Regions from separate parts of the Homo sapiens genome. Here region 2 is linked to region 1. A link is a loop called in an ENCODE intact Hi-C map of the cell type or tissue named here. Cell type or tissue: Calu3. All regions are shown on one strand. Links, peaks and the distances in the headings refer to the core of each region. The heading gives the core; the rest is flanking DNA. Region 1 has its middle 110 kb from the start of LINC00836. Region 2 has its middle 59 kb from the start of MYO3A.

Region 1 (6,674 bases), core at 2,407-4,906:
ATTGACAATAGGCTTTCCAAGCCAGAAGGAATCTGCTATGATGTGGAAGAGGGCTCAGTGGCTCACGGCACCCCATGAAGTCAACAGCATCTTAGAAAATATTTGAACCAAGCAGAACAAAGTGATCATTTGAGTTCCCCCAAGATGACCTAATTTTTTACATGGTGAGGAGGGGCTTAGAGATCATAACTATAAGCTACAAATCTGATCTAGAAAGACCTCGGTAATTTTTTAAAATCTCTTTTATTTACGCTTCTCTGAGCTACATTCCCTGGAGCATAAGGATTAGATCAGAGACATTTATGGAAGGAAACTTATATATTCTAGGCTGGTATTTGAAAGTTTAAATTGTAATTCTCCTGCCTCAGCCTCCCAAGTAGCTGGGATTACAAGCGTGCGCCACCACACCTAGTTAATTTTTTTTTTTTTTTTTTTTTTGAGATGAAGTCTCACTCTGTCGCCCAGACTGGAGTGCAGTGGCGCGATCTCAGCTCACTGCAACCTCTGCCTCCCAGGTTCAAGCGATTCTCCTGCCTCAGCCTCCCTAGTAGCTGGGACTACAGGCGAATGCCACCACGCCCAACTAATTTTTGTATTTTTTTTAGTAGAGATGGGGTTTCACCATATTGGCCAGGCTGGTCTTGAACTCCTGACCTCGTGATCCACCCGCCTCGGCCTCCCAAAGTGCTGGGATTACACGCGTGAGCCACCGCACCTGGCCTAATTTTGTATTTTTAGTAAAGACTGGGTTTCACTATGTTAGTCAGGCTGGTCTCGAACTCCTGACTTCAGGTGATCCACCCGCCTTGGCCTCCCAAAGTGCTGGGATCACAGGCATGAGCCACCGCTTGAACCCGGGAGGCAGAGGTTGCAGTGAACTGAGATTGCACCATTGCACTCCAGCTTGGACAACAACAGCAAAACTCCGTCTCAAAAAAAAAAAAAAAAAGTATAAATTGCATAAGCTATAAAATTGTGCCATCGCCAGTAGCCTGTATGAGTCTTAAAAACTCTCTCCTTAGAAAGTTTCTGTGTTCTGAAATCACACTTTCGTCTGTCCCTCAAGGCTGTGAACATTGGGTCCAAGACTCCCAACCTTTCTACTCCTCCCTTCCATGAAGAAGAAGGGAGCTGTGACATGAGTCACCCCACCATGGACAAGATACTTCTCATATATGTCTGATACACAGCAGAGGTATGTGTTATTCTATCTTCATTTGACAGGACAGGAAACTGGGTGTAAGATGTTTGCCCAAGTCACTGATCAACCAAGTGCCTGAGTTGGGATTCAAACTCAGGCTTATAAATCTGACTGACTAAAAAAATCTCTTGCAGCCAGGCGCCATGACTCATGCCTGTAATCCCAGCACTTTGGGAGGCCGAGGTGGGTGGATTGCCTGAGCTCAGGAGTTTGAGACCATTCTGGGCAACATGGAGAAATCCCCTCTCCACCAAAAATACAAAAAAAAAAACTAGCTGGGCATGATGGTGGACACCTGTAGTCCCAGCTACTAGGGAGGCTGAGGCACAAGGCAGAGGTTGCAGTGAGCCGAGATGGTACCACTGCACTCCAGCCTGAGTGACAGAGTGACACTCTGCCTCAAAAAAAAAAAAGAAAAGAAAAGAAAAAATCTTGCTGCTCTTACCAAACCAAGTGAGAGGTGACAGCGTGCTGGCAGTCCTCACAACCCTCCCTCGCTCTCGGCACCTCCTCTGCCTGGGCTCCCACTTTGGCGGCACTTGAGGAGCCCTTTGGCCCACCACTGCACTGTGGGAGCCCCTTTCTGGGCTGGCCAACACCAGAGCCAGCTCCTTCAGCTTGCGGGGAGGTGTGGAGGGAGAGGCGCGAGCGGGAACCAGGGCCGCGCAGCGCTTGCGGGCCAGCTGGAGTTCCAGGTGGGCGTGGGCTTGGCGGTCCGCGCACTCGGAGCAGCCGGCCGGCCCTGCCGACCCCGGGCAATGAGGGGCTTAGCACCCAGGCCAGTGGCTGCGGAGGGTGTACTGGGTCCCCCAGCAGTGCCGGCCCACTGGTGCTACGCTGGATTTCTTGCCGGGCCTTAGCTGCCTTCCCGCCGGGCAGGGCTCAGGACCTGCAGCCCACCATGCCTGAGCCTCCCCCAACTCCGTGGGCTCCTGTGCGGACAGAGCCTCCCCGACGAGCGCCACCCCCTGCTCCAGGGCGCCCAGTCCCATCGACCACCCAAGGGCTGAGGAGTGTGGGCGCACGGCACAGGACTGGCAGGCAGCTCCACCTGCAGCCCCGGTACGGGATCCACTGGGTGAAGCCAGCTGGGCTTCTGAGTCTGGTGGGGAAGTGGAGAACCTTTATGTCTAGCTCAGGGATTGTAAACGCACCAATCAGCGCCCTGTCAAAACAGACCACCCCCCCCCCCCCCCACCCCACCCTGCTCTACCAATCCGCAGGATGTGGGTGGGGCCAGATAAGAGAATAAAAGCAGGCTGCCTGAGCCCGCAGTGGCAACCCGCTCGGGTCTCCTTCCACACTGTGGAAGCTTTGTTTTTTCGCTCTTTGCAATAAATCTTGCTACTGCTCACTCTTTGGGTCCACACTGCCTTTATGAGCTGTAACACTCACCGCAAAGGTCTGCAGCTTCACTCCTGAAGACAGCGAGACCACGAACCCACCAGGAGGAACGAACAACTCCAGACGCACCGCCTTAAGAGCTGTAACACTCACTGAGAAGATCTGCAGCTTCACTCCTGAGCCAGCGAGACGACGAACCCACCAGAAGGAAGAAACTCCAGACGCGCCACCTTAAGAGCTGTAACACCCACCGCCGGGGTCCGCGGCTTCATTCTTGAAGTCTGAGACCAAGAACCCACCAATTCCGGATACACAAGCAATGCTGATTGCTTCACTTTGAAAGCTTTCCAGCCGGGTGCGGTGGCTCACACCTATAATCCCAGTACTTTCGGAGTCCGAGGCGGGCTGATCACTTCAGGTCGGTAGTTCGAGACCAGCCTGGCCCACATGGTAAAACCCCGTCCCGTCTCTACTAAAAATACAAAATTAGCCGGGCGTGGTGACAGGCACCTGTAATCCCAGTTACTCGGGAGGCTGAGGTAGGAGAATTGCTTGAGCCTGGGAGGCAGAAGTTGCAGTGAGCCAATATCGAGCCACTGCACTCCAGCCTGGGTGACACAGCAAGACTCTTTCTCAAAAACAAAACAAAACAAAACTTAAAAACTTTCTTTTTTTAAGTGTGAACATCCTCAAACCACACATCCTTGGAAAACCCCATGGGATCACTTCTACTCTCATGATGGTTGTCTTCTCTAGCATCTTGTGGTTACAAAGCATTTCAGGTAAGAGCACAGGCTTTCTGGCCAGGAAGACTTGAGGTGAGTCCCAGCTCTGTCATGTCATAGGTAGGTGACCTAGCTCTTAGCTATTAGGTTGGTGCCATTACTTTTAATGGCAAGAACTGCAATTACTTTTGCACCAGACTGAAAGCCTCTGTTTCATTCAAGAAAAAAGGAGACATTACACTGTTTCTTTCTTCATAGGGTTATTGTGCAGATTGAATGAGATAACGAATACAAAGGATTTAGCACATGCCTTAAAAATGTGTATTAGGTTATATTTTTTAAATGTCAGCTATACAAGTTAGATTACCATTATTTTAACAGTTCGTCTAATTCATTCTTGTGACATCTATTAGTTGTTTTTTATTTAGCCTTTCAGCCACTCTTGTCTCTCTGACTTGTTTGAAAGCCTTTAAAGCTTGGATCGTGTTTTGTTCCTTTGTATCCTCTTACACATAGCACAGGTTTTCCAAAAATATTTGTTGAGTTGATTTCATTTCATAATGTGTTCTCTTTAAATAGCAACCAGAAGCACAATTCAAAATAAACTGTAGATTTTGATAATGAATTTCTTTTCTTGTGATTAGTGGCTCTTTGTCTTGCTTTTGTCCTGAGCCTATGTTTTGAGATAACACTTGGGGGCAGCATTGAGTCAGTCTGCACTTCCCCTGTTGTGAACTAGAAGGAAATATGAAATCCAAAGGTAGGGGCTGACAGATAGGAAATGAATGTCTCCAAATACATCAGTAGCTTTAAAATGACTGTGCACTTTGCTACAGAAATCTATTTAAAAGCAGCACACCCTTCTGCAGATCTCAGGGGAGCTCTTGAGGATAAATGACTTGTTTTCTCTCTAACCCTGGGGGGCAATACAAACTGTAAGATGTTTAACCATTTACTCACACAGCAAAATGGAGCAAACCTACAAGCTACATTATAAAGGAAGATAAATTTAGCATGCATTTATGATGTGAAAAAGCACAGCTACTGCTCTGGTTGTTTAAATACTACATCAGTAATTGCAGTCCATTAAGTCAGTTAAACAAAACAGTGAATTAAAATTTTCCATTAGCCAGATTTTTTGCCCTACAACACTAAAGAGAAGAAAGGTAAATGTAGTAGCACAGCAAGTTGATAGCAGAGGTTCATTTGGTTAAGCAACTTTTTAAAACGTCCTATGCCCTGCACAGATGTTATCCAGTCTCCTATAGCCACAATTACATCACTACAAATATATGCTTAGATAATCTATCAATGTTCAGAATCTTTGCCTCTAGGTACTGCAAGATTCTTACCAGTTATAATAAAACTAGTGTGCCAATTATCTGATAAAACAAAGTACACTTGGTTGTTTCCAAAAAAAATTTTTGTAATGGTACAAAAAAAACTCATAGAAGACACTTTTTTTTTTTTTTTTTTAGCAACTTGGCCCTGTCTCTACCTCTCACCAGAATCTGAAGAAATTGCATATATTTTTGTACCAACAGGGTTCCTATGAAAACCAAATGGAAAAGTACAATAGGATACACCAGTTTCTTCACAGGTCCACAACCTAATTTGTGTTATACCTATTCCCTGATTAGTTACAGAGGTATTTATTCTTTATTTGTTCATTCAACATTCACTGAACATCCAATATGTGTCCAGTACTGGGAATATAAGGATGAATAACACATTATCTATGTTTTTAAAAAGTTCAGTCTAGGAGAAATGAACATACAGACATACACACATCTGCAAATAATTGCAATCACACTGATTTCTTTTGGGCCTGGAATCTCTTATTCTTTTCATAGCTAAACAAAATAACATCTCAGAGTGTAATCTCAAAGAACATAAATCTCTACTTTATGGAAGAGGAAAGTGAAGTCCACAGACAGTAAAGGACATGACCAACCAGCCAGTTAGTGCAAAGCCAATAAAGGAACTTGTTGACTCCCAACCGATGTGTTTCCACCACATAATATTATTACCCTTTTATATGGTTTGGCTGTGTCTACCCAAATCTCATCTTGAATTGTAGATCCCATAATGCCCATGTTGAGGGAGGGACCTGGTGGGAGGTAATTGAATAATGGGGGAGAGTCTCGTGATAGTGAATAAGTCTCACAAGATCTGATGTTTTTATAAAGGAGAGTTCCTCTACACACGTTCTTTTGCCTGCCACCATGTAAAGATGTGCCTTTGCTCCTCCTTTGCTTTCCGCCATGATTGTGAGGCCTCCCCAGCCATGTGGAACTCTGAGTCAATTAAAACTCATTCCTTTATAAATTACCCAGTCTCAGGTATGTCTTTATTAGCAGCATGAGAACAGACTAATATACCCCTGCATGTGAGATTGTTGAGATAAGGCATTATAGCTTGTATGTCCTTGTATTTTCGAAGTCTCTAGTAGAAATCTTTAATAAACATTTATTTATTGACTTTAATATCTCTCCTGCTGTCATCTGTCCAGATATAAATCTCACCATTATGAAAGCTTTCATAAGGCAGCTAACTTTTAAATTGTTTAGTCTTTGAGATTATTCTCAGTTGACCAAAGCAGACATTTTCCTTTCACTAATGCTCAATTTCCCAAGGCTTGGCCTTGGGAATTGATTGAGGACAGGCTAATAATGGGCATTCACATATGAGTGCATCTGAATTCGACCTTGCATTACCTTTCATACTTTTCCACCTACTTCCAACCAACAAGATCTCTCTATTTATATTCTGGGGATTTAACATTTAAGGCCAAATCACAAAAAGCCTGTTGGGTAGTTTGTGCTTCTGCATATCTAGTAGTATGCTGGAAAATATTTAATAATAGATCTAGGAGAGGAAAAAAAGGCCTGATAAATAGCATTTGCCAATTTCCATGGTGTAAATACTTTCACCATGGTAAATTTCATCCTACCAATGTATCAGTGCATACTGAACTCAGCACAGAGAAGAAATATACACAATCTGCTCTCACTAATCAGTGCAAGCCAGCTCCAGCTAACAACTGCCCCACTGCTCTCAACATGAAGACTCAGCAGTGATCTGTCCTCACTTCTGCTGCCTGACGCTCTTGTCATTGCTTAGCTATATGAGAGACTGCTAGGTTCGGCTTGTAGGGTTGGTAAGTGCAATCAGCAATAGGCCTGATTGTAAGACAGATTTTGAACTTGGTAGGAATATAGGGGGAGAATCAGTTATTAAACTAAATTAACCCTTTTCCTGTTTGCTCTGGGAATACTTGCCGGCGGGCTTTCAGCTGCAGTGTTTACCCCAAGATAACTTTGCCACAAAATATCTCACTTTTATTATTATTTTTGCATCACTCTGGTATATCGACTTGAGAAGCAAAAGACATCATTCTATTT
Region 2 (6,674 bases), core at 1,860-4,359, 120 kb after region 1:
GTGGACAGCTGTTTAAGCCATCAGATGTAGGTCAAAGTCTGCAACACTAAATAGGATTTTTTTTTTTTTGCCTTTAATTCCAGAACAAAAGTTGTTTTGGGACTAAGTTGTAGGAGAATGTTATAGATCCTTGGGTTTTGGTGCTCATGGAGAACTAAACCATATTAATATGAACAAGAGACGGTGGGAGTGGCTTTCTGACAGTAGTTAAAATTTCCTGCAGGCCGGGCACAGTGGCTTATGGCTATAATCCCAGCACTTTGGGAGGCTGAGACGAGAGGATTGCTTGAGGCCTGGAGTTCAAGACCAAGCTTGGCAACATGGCAAGATGCCCATATCTACAAAAATTAAAATTAAAAAAAATAGCTGGACATGGTAGCACTTGCCTGTAGTCCAGTAACTTGGGAGGCTGAGGCAGGAGGATCACCTAAGCCCAGGGGGGTCGAGGCTACAGTGAACCATAAGCACACCACTGCACTCCAGCCTGGGCAGCAGAGCAAGACATTGTACCTAAAAAAATGCAAACCACCATGGCACACGTTTACCTATGTAACAGACCTGCATCTCCTGCACGTGTGCCCTGGAACATAAAATAAAAGTTGAAAAATAAAATAAAATAAAATAAATCTTCCTGCAAAGGAAAACACAGCAGTTTTGCTGAGTCCCTTTAAAAAAAAACAAAAAACAAAAAAAACAAACAAAAAAAACCCAAACTTGTTTTCTAGTAGTCAATCAATTACCAATTTTGGGTGCAGCTGGTGTACCAAAAGTAGGAAAACCAGTTTGCCTCCATATGCAGTTGATGCTTTTACTATCTAAAGCTGACAAGTACTGACCCTGCTAGTAAATTATCTCTCTGCATAAGAACCATAGCTATATTTTCCTAAAAATGAAGATATTATTCATGAAAGGTGAAAATGTAGTTGCTAAGCACATGTGTTCTAGATTTAGATGTCTTGTCAAAACCCTTAGCTCTATCATTTGTTAGCCTGTTTGACCTTAGACAAATTATATGACCTCACTCTACCTCATCTGTAGATTAGGAGTAGTAACAGATTTTGCCCGTAAAATTAAATGAGATACTACATTTGAAGTGCTTACTTACCACACTGCTTGGCCACAGCAAACAGTCAATTAAAGTTTATTATTATTATTGTTTTAGAAGACAAGTCTCCAGCTTTTAAATTGGTAATACATAGAATTCCTAGGCAAAATTATTATTAATAAAATAGTATTATTTTATTATAAAATTTGTGACATTATTTTATTATAAAAGTTCAGGATGGAAAGCCTTCTCAAACATTTGTTTTATTGTGGATTCTTCTAGAAGTAGAATTGTTCAAACCTGGGCATTCGGATGGTAGTTTAAGGTGGCTGAAATGAAGGTCTAGTTATGCCTTGTCTTACAAATTTCAGGCTAAAACTATTTTGCCCCTGGCAATGAAATAGAACCATGGAAAATCTATTAATTGACCACTTATCTGTACAATTAGAAAAATTCAGAACTGTCTGGAAACGATCTTGGCCCAAATTTTGGTTCCTCTCTCAGCTCACCTCAGAACACTAGCATGGATTCTGGTTACGAAAGAGCCCCTCTTGGCTCCTCAGTTTCCATATTTGGATCTTAACCAACCCTTAGTTGATCATGATTAAGAAAGATAATTTGGAACCAGATGCAGTGGGTCATGCCTGTAATCCCAGTGCTTTGGAAGGCCAAGGAGGGAGGATTGCTTGAGAACAGCCTGGGCAACATAGTGAGACCCAGTCTCTACAAAAAAAAAAGAATTAAAAAATTAGCCAGGCATGAGCCTGTAGTCCTAACTACTTGGGAGGCTGAGGTGAGAGGTTCACTTGAGCCTAGGAGTTTGACGTTGCTGGCAGTGAGCTATGATGGCACACTTCAGCCTGGCAGACAGACCAAGACCCTGTCAAGAAAAAGAAAAAGAGAAGAGAAGAAGAGAGGAGGGAAAGGAAAGGAAAGGAAAGGAAAGGAAGGGAAGGGAAGGGAAGGGAAGGGAAGGGAAGGGAAGGGAAGGGAAGGGAAGGGAAGGGAAGGGAAGGGAAGGGAAGGGAAGGGAAGGGAAGGGAAGGGAAGGGAAGGGAAGGGAAGGGAAGGGAAGGGAAGGGAAGGGAAGGGAAGGGAAGGGAAGGGAAGGGAAGGGAAGGGAAGGGAAGGGGGAAGGGAGGGGAAGGATAGGGAAGGGAAGGGAAGGGAAGGGATGGGAAGGGAAGGGAGAAGGAAGGTGAGTTGGTTCTCACCTATAAGCAAAGAACTAGCTCTTGTCCAGAAGCTTCCTCGAGAACACAACCTAGTGTTCACTGCCCTTCAAATAACTAAACACAGTGTGCAAGGTGGAATGCTTACATATGTCTCTGATGCAGAAGTTTAGCAAAGAGGAAGATACCTATAATTCGACTCTTCCAGAGAGTATTGTTTAGACAAACTGTAGATTATTGTAATGTCATAAACCTATACAAGAGCCTTATAAGAAAAGGCCACAAATGCATTATGATGACATGATTTATGTTATACCTTGTCCTATGAGGAATCCTGGAGAAATTCTTGTCTGACCCTAGAATCAAAAAGACTTGGAATTTTACTGAGCTGTTGTATTTGCTTTTAATTTCATGAACACTCTGAGTCAGATCTGTTCTGGTTTCCTTTTTGACCCTGCCTGGGAACGCTGTAGTGGGCTTTCAGCTGTCCACAAATTTCTGCCTCCTCTCCTTACACATGGAAGACCTGACTTTTCCCCTCTCTTGTGGGTAGAGACATGAGGCAAGTTCTGGCCAATGAGAGTGAGTAGAAATGATGTGATCAGAGCATTTAATTGCTAATGCAAGATTTTTCAAAGCTCTTCCCCTCTGCCATGGTGGCAGGCAGTGTGAGTGACAATGGCTGCTCCATTCGCTTAGAAACCAAAAATAAGCCTGAGATCTGTAACGAAAGAGAAATTAAAGCACTGTTGTCAAAAACTCCTGAGATTTGGGAGCTGTCTTTACCATAGTAGAACCTGGTGCATCCTGATTAATACACAGCTAAATATATCATCGATGGGAGGATGGTCAGTTGTTATTTTACATGTATTTTGATTTAATTTCTTGATCACTTTGCCTCACCCTTGTTATCTTTTCTCATCCAATGCAGCCTAATGTTTTCAATTTTGTCATATTTTATGAGTTCTTGTAAGTCAACTTTGAGAATAGATGGGAAATGATTAAGTTAACTTAACGAATTTATGTGAACCCTGGAGAAACACCTCAGGGTGAGTTGGCTATGCAGGATAAACAGATTTTAAGTACAGCTGCTCTGGAAATTGTTTTCTTAACAGAGAAAATACCTAAGCTTAGGACTAGTAGCTGCATTTCCAGAGGGATGCACTAGAGGGCGCGTGGAGCTTGGTGTGCTCGACAGTCACGGTACCCTTTGGCCTTCTTGGGTACACTGAGAAGAGATATTGTCAAGGGATTATGGCGGGAGTTTTTGTTTGCATGATTTCCTATATTCGAAATTTCAGAAACTGGTATTGATTTACTTTCTTTTTATGCAAAATTGACCCTAAGAAAAATGAGGTTATAAAAATGTTCACTTGTCTGTAACATTATTTTATTATAAAATGTTAGAATTGAAGAGCATCTTAATGGAGGTTTATGGAGTCTTTCTTCACATCAGGAATTATTTTTCAATGCAGAATTCCACCCAAACTTATTCAATGTTCTGCTAATTTTCTGACCTCTTCCCTCAAAATTAACATGTCCTAGCTTCTATTTCCTAGGAGGGGCTTATTAAGTGGCCAGTTTGTTAATCTGGTTATCTAATTTGAAACAAAATGTTAATGGCTAACAATACCTTAGCTATTAACCATACCTACCTGTCCAGATAGAATTGTTTTTAACTGGCTGTAACATCAACATAAAAGGGAACAACATGGGTAAGTGTGGGAGTGGATTCCAGGTGTCAGTTTCATAAGCAACCTCCTGTATGATATTCATCCAAGACAACAGCTTTATTCTCAGGAGAATTACTACTCATATAATAAGTTAAATCTGGTATGATATTCATCCAAGACAACAGCTTTATTCTCAGGAGAATTACTACTCATATGCTAAGTTAAAATGTCATTAAATATTTTATAGAGGAATTTTGTTGTTCGGATTCCCTGTTTGAGGTTAATGCTACTTACTGCTTCTGGAGTTTTGGTAGGTTATAAGCTGTTTCTGTGGTTGTTCAGATCTTTGGTAATAGTAACAGGAATTGGATACAGGGTTGAAATGCATTTGTTAATCTCTAAACATTCTTTTAGTCAATAGCTTTAGCCTCCTTTCTTTTGAGGAAAAGTAAGGATAAATGAAAGAACACAAACTTTGGAGTCAAATAAATCTGGAGTTGGCCGGGTGCGGTGGCTCACGCCTGTAATGCCAGCACTTTGGGAGGCCGAGGTGGGCGGATCACGAGGTCAGGAAATCGAGACGATCCTGGCTAACACGATGAAACCCTGTCTCTAATAAAAATACAGAAAATTAGCTGGGCGTGGTGACGGGTGCCTGTAGCCCCAGCTACTCGAGAGGCTGAGGCAGGAGAATGGCGTGAACCCAGGAGGCGGAGCTTGCAGTGAGCCGAGATCGCGCCACTGCACTCCAGCCTGGGCGACAGAGCGAGACTCCGTCTCAAAAATAAATAAATAAATAAATAAATAAATAAATAAATAAATAAATAAATAAATAAATCTGGAGTTAGATACAAACTATCATCATATCCCAAGTTTTAAATTCCTCAACTGTAAAATGGGGATAAAAAACACATCTCAAAGATTTGGGGGAAGACTTATATCTTATGAAAAGTCCTTGAAATGTCTCAAAAAAATCTGTTTTCCATCAAATCTTTTGTGAAATATGAAACTCATTAATAAAATCAATGTATTTTAATTGCATTTCTGATATACAGAATTGAAATCACATTTCTAGTTAATGTTGGCAAAGTGAGGCAGCTGATAGATGGTTCTAATAATGAGATCCCCAAGGTGGACAGAGTGGACTTGGGTTTGGTGTTAGAACCCAGTGAACAATCAAATTGTGGAAGGTCCTGGCATCCCAGTCTCCCAGTGGGAGTGAGTCAATAGTGAGCCCTTTGACTGGCAGCCTCAGCCTCCCACATGAGCCTTTATTTCTGTCTCAGCTCCATCTGACAAACTCTCATGATTCCACATGAAGAGCAAGTGAAAATTTACACTAAGACAGTCAATAGAGTTTAAATCTTTGTGTTGCTTAGCCACAAGGTTCTTTTTTAAAAATTAGTCTTTTCAATAGAATAGTTAACTGCTCTGAAGGAATGTTTAGTTTTAGGGACATCTCCCAGGTCATGAATTATTATCTCAGTATCTGCTAAAATAACTGTATGCTAAATTAAATTCCATTATTGTAAACTGTCATTTCAAAGTAACTAGTTAAGTGCAACATTTTTTTTTAAACCAGTTAGAATATGTAGACCAGGCTTGGAGGCTCATGCCTATAGTCTTGGCTGCTCGGGAGGCTGAAGCATAAGAGTCCCTTGAGCCCAGGAGCTCAAGATTGCAGTGAGCCATGATCACACCACTGCACTCCAGCCCGGACAACAGTGAGACCCTGTGTCTAAAATAAATAAATACATAAGAATATGAGCCAGAGCCAATAATAGAGATATATACATATATATGAAGAAAAGTTTCTATTTTTAGTGTCTGCTGTGGCAGGGCTCCCCAACCCCCAGGGCACAGATCCGTCCTGATCTGTGGCATATTAGGAACCAGGCTGCACAGCAGGAGGTTAGGGTGGGCAAGTGAGCAAAACTTCCTCTATATTTAGAGATGCTTCCCATCACTCACAGTACCACCTGAGCCCTACCTCCTGTCAGATCAGCAGCAGCATTAGAGTCTCATAGGAGCGTGAACCCTGTTGAGAACCATGTGTGCAAGGGATTTAGTTTGTACAATCTTTAAGGGAATCTAATGCCTGATGATCTGTCACTGACCCTATCACCTCCAGATGGGATAGTCTAGTTGCAGGAAAACAAGTTCAGGGTTCCCACTGATTCTACATTACGGTGAATTATATAATTATTGTATTATATGCTACAATGTAATAATAATAGAAATAAAGTGTACAATAAATGTAATGCACTTCGATCATCCCCAAACCATCCCCCCACCACCCACCCTTGTCTGGAAAAATTGTCTTCCATGAACCCAGTCCCTGGTGCCAAAAAGGTTGAGGACTGCTGTGCTATAGAATGTGCCTTTCAGAAAAAGTTATTTTCCTAGAAAATGATCACTGAAATGTCAACAATTCTAATAACAATCTAAACCACTCTTATCTCCAGAGTGAACACAAAGGGAAATATAAAATTCCATGAAATCCTTGATTCTTTACACTTAATTTTTGTGGAGTCTTGGCTTGATGCTTGATGCTCTTTGCTATAAATCTTTTATGTTTTCATTCATTTCTTGGAGCATGCACTGATTAGATTGAGGAAGTGGGGAACACATTCTCCCTTTGGTTTCTGCCGTGGGTCTCAAAATCATTCTGAGAGGGGAAGAATCTTTTTTATCACTCTCTCTTTAGAGGAACAAGCAGCTCTGCTCAAAGGATTAAATTCCACAACTGCCTTATTATGATACCTTGTTTGAACCAGGGATGGT

The links. Hi-C counts contacts between places; a loop is a spot of excess contacts. Peaks named below come from ENCODE experiments on the same cell type or tissue, not always from the same donor. Only the 100,000 strongest peaks of a DNase experiment are listed, where the experiment ranks them.
Region 2: it touches region 1 in a loop (2.9-fold over the local background); 4 of 110 quality-filtered maps call a loop at or near these places.

What each region holds. Positions count from the first base shown.
Region 1 is chr10:25,754,163-25,760,836 of GRCh38, forward strand. No RefSeq gene overlaps it. Among named protein-coding and RNA genes, the nearest start is that of LINC00836, 110 kb to the left of the region's middle. In Calu3, for the core only: no CTCF peak of the experiment used is centred there; a DNase peak (open chromatin) is centred at 3,969.
Region 2 is chr10:25,872,373-25,879,046 of GRCh38, forward strand. No RefSeq gene overlaps it. Among named protein-coding and RNA genes, the nearest start is that of MYO3A, 59 kb to the right of the region's middle. RefSeq lists a silencer at 3,293-3,472. In Calu3, for the core only: a CTCF peak has its summit at 3,397 (motif pointing right); a DNase peak (open chromatin) is centred at 3,399.